2 separate regions of the Homo sapiens genome follow, and region 1 is linked to region 2. Evidence: chromatin contacts called from ENCODE Hi-C or POLR2A ChIA-PET data. All regions are on one chromosome and are shown on one strand. Each heading gives the region's core, a stretch centred on a gene start or an enhancer-like site at or near the end of the contact. The rest is flanking DNA. Distances are from core to core; before and after follow the strand shown.

Region 1 (2,700 bases), core at 7-2,506, 76 kb after region 2:
TAGCCAGGCATGGTGGCGTGAGCCCATAATCACAGCTACTTGGGAGGCTGAGGCATGAGAATCGCTTGAACTTGGGGGGCGGAGGTTGCAGTGACCCGGAATCATGCCACTGCACTGCAGCCTGGGCGACAGAGCGAGACTCTGTCTCAAAATAAATAAATAAATAAAATAAAAAGACAGGCTGTCTCTCTATATTGCCCAGGTTAGTCTTGAATTCCTGGGTTCAAGGGATCCTGTCTCCTCAGCCTCCCCAGTAAACTGAGACTGCAGGTGTGCACCACTATGCCTGAATAATTTTTGTTTGTCTTTGTAGAGACGGAGTCTCACTACGTTGCCCAGGCTGGTCTCAAACTCCTGGCCTCAAGGGATCCACCCACCTCGGCCTAGGCTTGCCATTTTTAAATAATGGAATGGACTCCATGGCCTATTGCACAGCAGTCCCAAGGAGTCCAGGGGCTAACAGCCTTTCACGTCTCAGCGTGAACCCCACAGAACGGAAGTGAGATTGATTTCTCCTTCAGGGGGCTGGCACTACATGGCTGCGGCCCTCGGCATGCCCCCTCCCATCCCAGCTCTGACAGATGTGGCCAATTGATCACTGCTTTCTGGGAGTCACCATCAATCACATGTGCTGACTCCAGGATGAAAGAACTTGCCAACCGCCCCGTGGTGTCCTCATGGAGACACCTGGAAGGAAGGCATTTTGACGGGAGGTAGCTTAGAGCAGGGGGCAGCAGGCGGGAGGTGTGGCCCTCCTAGTGCCACTGCTCTCAGGTCACTTGCGGACAGCAGCTCTGGGGGTGCTGGCTTTGGCTCCTTAGCTCTGCCGCTCAGGGACTCAGGGCTGCTTCCTGCCAGGACTCCTCACTACTCAGCAACCGGTCGACTACCCTGTGCACCAGGTCCCCTCACTCACCTTCCTCGGGGTGAGCCACATGGCCCCCGGTGTCACAGATGAAGGTCTGAAGACGCCCAGGCAAGAAGGACGCTCCGTCCAGGGCGGAGCCTTGGGAGCAAAGGCAGACCCCGTGGAGGGCAAGGGAGGTGGTCCTTCCAGGAGAACGTGAGGCCCAGCCAGCGCCCAGCGGCCTGGAGCCGCAGGCTGAGTTCTGATCTGCTCCCCTTCCCGTCCCAGGACGGCAGCCAGGCCCCAAGATAGACCAAGCCCAGGTCAGAGTCAGGGAGGTTAAATGAGGGCGCAGGAATGGGGGGTGCAGAGGGACAGGTCCAGAAGTGGTTCTGCCAGAATTCCCTTCTGGATGGGCTGGAGGAGAGGGAGCTGGAGCTCAGCGGGTGGGCGGAGTGCTCTCCTCCCCTGCGCCCTCCCTCCCGTGCCCCTGCAGGGCTGCACGGGTTCCCTCCCTAGGGAACCAGGCTGCCTAACCCACCAGCCGGCCCCTAGCACCTCAGCGCTTCCTGCTCCCATGACCCTAAGGACTAAGTGACCTCAAGCCTGGCTCTGGGAAAACTGTGGGAACCGGCTGCTGGGAAGACGACCTGGCTGTTACTCCCACGTTTCCAACTGCCTAGACAGACCTGCCCTGCCCTCCTTTCCTCAAGAAACCCTAATCCCCTTTCCTTCTGAGACATCTAGGGTAGGAGTCAGCCTCCCTCCCTGCACCCTCAGAGGGAATGGAAGGCAGGGGAGTCATACAGCAGTGCCAGGCCTGCAGGCTGAGTCACAGGCCAGTCATCCTTCTATGGCTAAGGGGACTACTTCACTTAAGAGGTTAAAAAAGAAGAACAGAATAAGCCCAAAGGAAAGAAACAATAAAGACAAAAGCAGAAGTAATAAAATAGAAAATATATATACAATAGAAAAGATTAACACAACCAAAAGTTAGTTCTAAGAAATGACTAATAAAGTTGACAAACCTCTGATAAGACTGATCACGAAGAAGAGAGACGGCACAAATGAATAACCTGAGGACCAACAGGGAGAACGTAACTATGAATGCTGCAGAGATTTTCAAAATAAAATACTTCAAATAAACTATAAACCTATGGCAATAATTTTGAAACCCTCCACAAAATGAACACTGTGCTAGAAAAATATCTTACCAAATCTTGCTCAAGAACAAACAGAAAATTTGGGATGTATAACCATTAAATTAAAGTGGAATAGGTAATTACAAGTCTTAGGGCCAGGAATCCCAGCACTTCGGGAGACCAAGGCAGGAGGATCACTTGAAGCCAGGAGTTCAAGACCAGCCTGGGCAACATAGTGAGACCCCCATCTATACACAGATCTTAAAAATAAGCTAGGCATGGTGGTATGCAACTGTAATCCCAGCTATTCGAAGGCTGAGGTAGGCAGATCACTTGGGCCCAGGAGGTTGAGGCTGCAGTGAACCGTGACTGCACCACTGAACTCCAACCTGGGCAACAGAGGGAGACCCTATTTCAAAAGAAAAAAAAAAGAAAGAAAAAGAGGGCCAGGTATGGTGGCTGACGCCTGTAATCCCAGCACTTTGGGAGCCCAAGGTGGGCAGATCACTTGAGTTCAGGGGTTCGAGACCAGCCTGAGCAACGTCGTGAAATCTCGTCTCTACCAAAAATACAAAAAATTAATGTCACTCCAGCCTGGGTGACAGAGTGAGACTCTGTCTCAAAAAAAATAAAAAAGAAGGAAAGTCTATTCACCATCGCCCAGCCCCCACCCCCAAGAAAAATCACACACACAACACCCGGCCAGATGAT
Region 2 (2,700 bases), core at 195-2,694:
CGCATCCAGGCTGCTGAGAAACCGGCACCACGCACTGGTGGCTTAGGGCGGCAGCGTGGGTCGGTCGGGCGGTACAGCCGCGTCCTCTTTCCCTAGAAAAGGGCAGAAAAGCCCTCGGCTTCCCCCACAGGCCCCATGGGGCAGGCCCACCCTGCCTGCCTGGCCCCAAGCTCTGGGTCTCTGCCTCCCGCCCCAGGAAAGCGATGGCGGCAGGGGAGGTTAAAGGAAGTGTTCTTTGTCTCCTTCATGGTTCACTGGTTGGTTGGGAGAGGTCTTTGGAGAGGTTGGGATGGGGTGAAAATCCCCACAAGCCCCCTGCAGTGGCGGGAGCATCTTGCCCGCTGGCAGGGGCAGGGTGGGGGCGGGAATCCTGGGGTTTGAAGCCTGGGCTCTGGGGTGGGACAGAGTGGCACCTGCACAGAGGGGAGCATCCTGGGGACAGGGGGCTTGCTCCTGTGGATTGGGCTTTGAGAGCAGGTGTGCTCCTGGGTGATCTGAGGAGCTGTGTAGTTAGAGCAGAATCCAGCCGACCTGGGCTCCATGCCCAGGAAGATGGCCGAATTCCGACGTGGAGCTACAGGAATCTGCCCTAGGGAACTGTGTGACCTGTCACTTTACCACCCTGTGCATTTTTGTCTCATTTGTCCTGAATCGCCAGATTCAGGAGGCATAAAAACCAAAATAGAGGTCAAAGTACTTTGACACTTTGGGAGGGCGTATTAAAATATCCCAGAGAGTATTAGGAAGGTTTTGTCTTGTCATTGAGTTTTGACTTTCTGTCCAGAGGGCTCTCCTCAGCAGGGATGTGAAACTCCTGTTTGGAGTCAGCTATTTGCCCAGGCCAATTTCCTTGTGTAATTTTCCCTGCCAGGCCTTGAGCATCCTCTGAGACTGGCCCCTTCATGTGACCTAGGCTGTCGCCAGAGGGTGCTTGGGAAACCTGTTGGTGCTTGGGCTGCCCTCAAATTGCTGCTCGTTAAGGCACGCAACTTTTTGTCAGCAGCATGTTTAGAGATGATTGGAGGAGAAGTCCTGCTAACTCTGTGTCGGTTTTGTGTCTCCCACCCATGAGAGAGAGGAAGCAAATACTAGCCACCATGTCCTGAGTGCTTGCTATGTGCTATGCAAGAATTATCTTGTTTAACCCCTAATAGAAGCTGGTGAAATATTATTCCCATTTTACAGACAAGGAAACTGAGGATCAGAGACAACGAATGCCTTGAGCATGGTCCATGTGGCTGATGAAGAGCAGAGCTAGGTTTTGAACCAGGTGCTTGTCAGTTGCAGCCTGTAACCACCAGGGCAGGAGGATAGCAGAAGGCAGGTGTTGTCAAGTATGGGAAGCGAAAGTGAGGCAGGAAGGTGAACAGCTGCTTCCCATGTCCCCAGCCACAGCCAGCGGGTGGCTGAGAGCACATAGGTTATTGTTCAGGGCCTCAAAAGGCCTGGCCTCTCTTCCCTGCCCCTCCGCCCTGCCCCTTGAGGCCATGTGTGGACTCCAGAGGAGTGACGCAGAGAATATTTTTAGGGACAGAAACAGCAACAACAGCAATGCTAGGCTTTATTAGTTAAGGAAATACCCCTAACTAAAGATAATACTTCCAGAACAAGTGAGAGATGCCACGAGGAACATCTAAGCTTTCTCTAGTCCAGGGTATTCGGTAATGCAGTTTTATCCAGTTTTCTGGGAAATATGTTCTTGTTTCATTTACTGGAAGCTTCTTGTTGGAATCTTTTGTATCTTCTTTTCTCACTTCCAGGAAGAGTAACCTTTGTAGGCGTAGAGATTTTTCTAATCCCACTATTTCTTGTGCTTTGTTTTATTTTCTCTTCTGAAAGTTCTTTACCCATTCACTTATCTTCTGACCAATAACATGACCATAAAAATGATTTTGTATCTGTTTGTATGACAAAAAGGGTTTTTAATTTGTTTCATCAAACCAAAAACGAAGAAATAATCTATAGCAAGAGTGATTTGATCAGATATGGCATTCTTAAGACATTTTACTGCCCTCAAGAGACCATGGAATGGCTTAAGAAACGAGGTTTTTAGAGATTTCTTTTATTATGATTAAAAAAACAAAACAGGAAGGACAGCTGCCTATGAAGAAAGACTGGAGTGTGTTGCTGTCTCCAGCAGGGACACTTTCCATAATTCCTTTAGCACCCTCAAGTTAAAGTGGCTCCCATTGTCTGAATCAGTATTTTCTACCAGGCCAAATCTGGGTATAATTTGTTCTAAGATTATTTTGACCACATCCCCGGCAGTGGCAGCTGGGAGGGGAAGGCCTCCACCCTGGAGAGGTGGTCTACCATTACCAGCAGATACGTTAGTCTCCCTATTTTGGACATTTCTGTAAAATCTACTTGAATGCTTTGAAATGGCCTTAACCCAGGAGGTTTCCCTCCGGTAGTCTGTTTTCTTTTTTTTTTTTTTTTTTTTTTTTTGAGACGGAGTCTTGCTCTGTGGCTCAGGCTGGGGTGCAGTGGCACAATCTCGGCTCACTGCAAGCTCCGCCTCCCGGGTTCACGCCATTCTCCTGCCTCAGCCTCCCGAGTAGCTGGGACTACAGGTGCCCGCCACCGTGCCCGGCTAATTTTTTTGTATTTTTAGTAGAGACGGGGTTTCACTGTGTTAGCCAGGATGGTCTCGATCTCCTGACCTCGTGATCCGCCCACCTCGGCCTCCCAAAGTGCTGG

Evidence for each region. Hi-C counts contacts between places; a loop is a spot of excess contacts on that map. ChIA-PET counts read pairs that join two places held with the same protein, here RNA polymerase II (POLR2A). Pooled maps may share reads with other maps.
Region 1: a loop to region 2 is called in a pooled map, with 3 times the contacts of the local background. The contact joins the promoter of IQSEC3-AS1 here to the enhancer-like site in region 2. A Hi-C loop is called at or near these places in 3 of 168 maps with a recorded cell type or tissue (Right ventricle myocardium inferior, astrocyte of the cerebellum and endothelial cell of hepatic sinusoid), 2 of 37 single-sample maps with no recorded cell type and 9 of 50 pooled maps. POLR2A ChIA-PET finds 5 or more read pairs at or near these places in 1 of 52 experiments (WTC11).

What each region holds. Positions count from the first base shown.
Region 1 is chr12:181,152-183,851 of GRCh38, forward strand. It overlaps IQSEC3-AS1 (IQSEC3 antisense RNA 1), which reads right to left and starts at 1,257. Exons shown (of 3, transcript NR_183431.1): 1 at 917-1,257. It also overlaps a transcript of SLC6A12 not described here. RefSeq lists an enhancer at 836-1,337.
Region 2 is chr12:104,980-107,679 of GRCh38, forward strand. All of the region lies in intron 2 of IQSEC3 (IQ motif and Sec7 domain ArfGEF 3), which reads left to right. IQSEC3-AS2 (IQSEC3 antisense RNA 2) reads right to left here. Exons shown (of 2, transcript NR_184284.1): 2 at 1,545-1,898. Among named protein-coding and RNA genes, the nearest start is that of IQSEC3-AS2, 5.4 kb to the right of the region's middle. Within about 2 kb of position 1,445, at least 3 of the 41 ENCODE cell types and tissues checked have a DNase peak (open chromatin) inside an H3K27ac peak, as active enhancers do.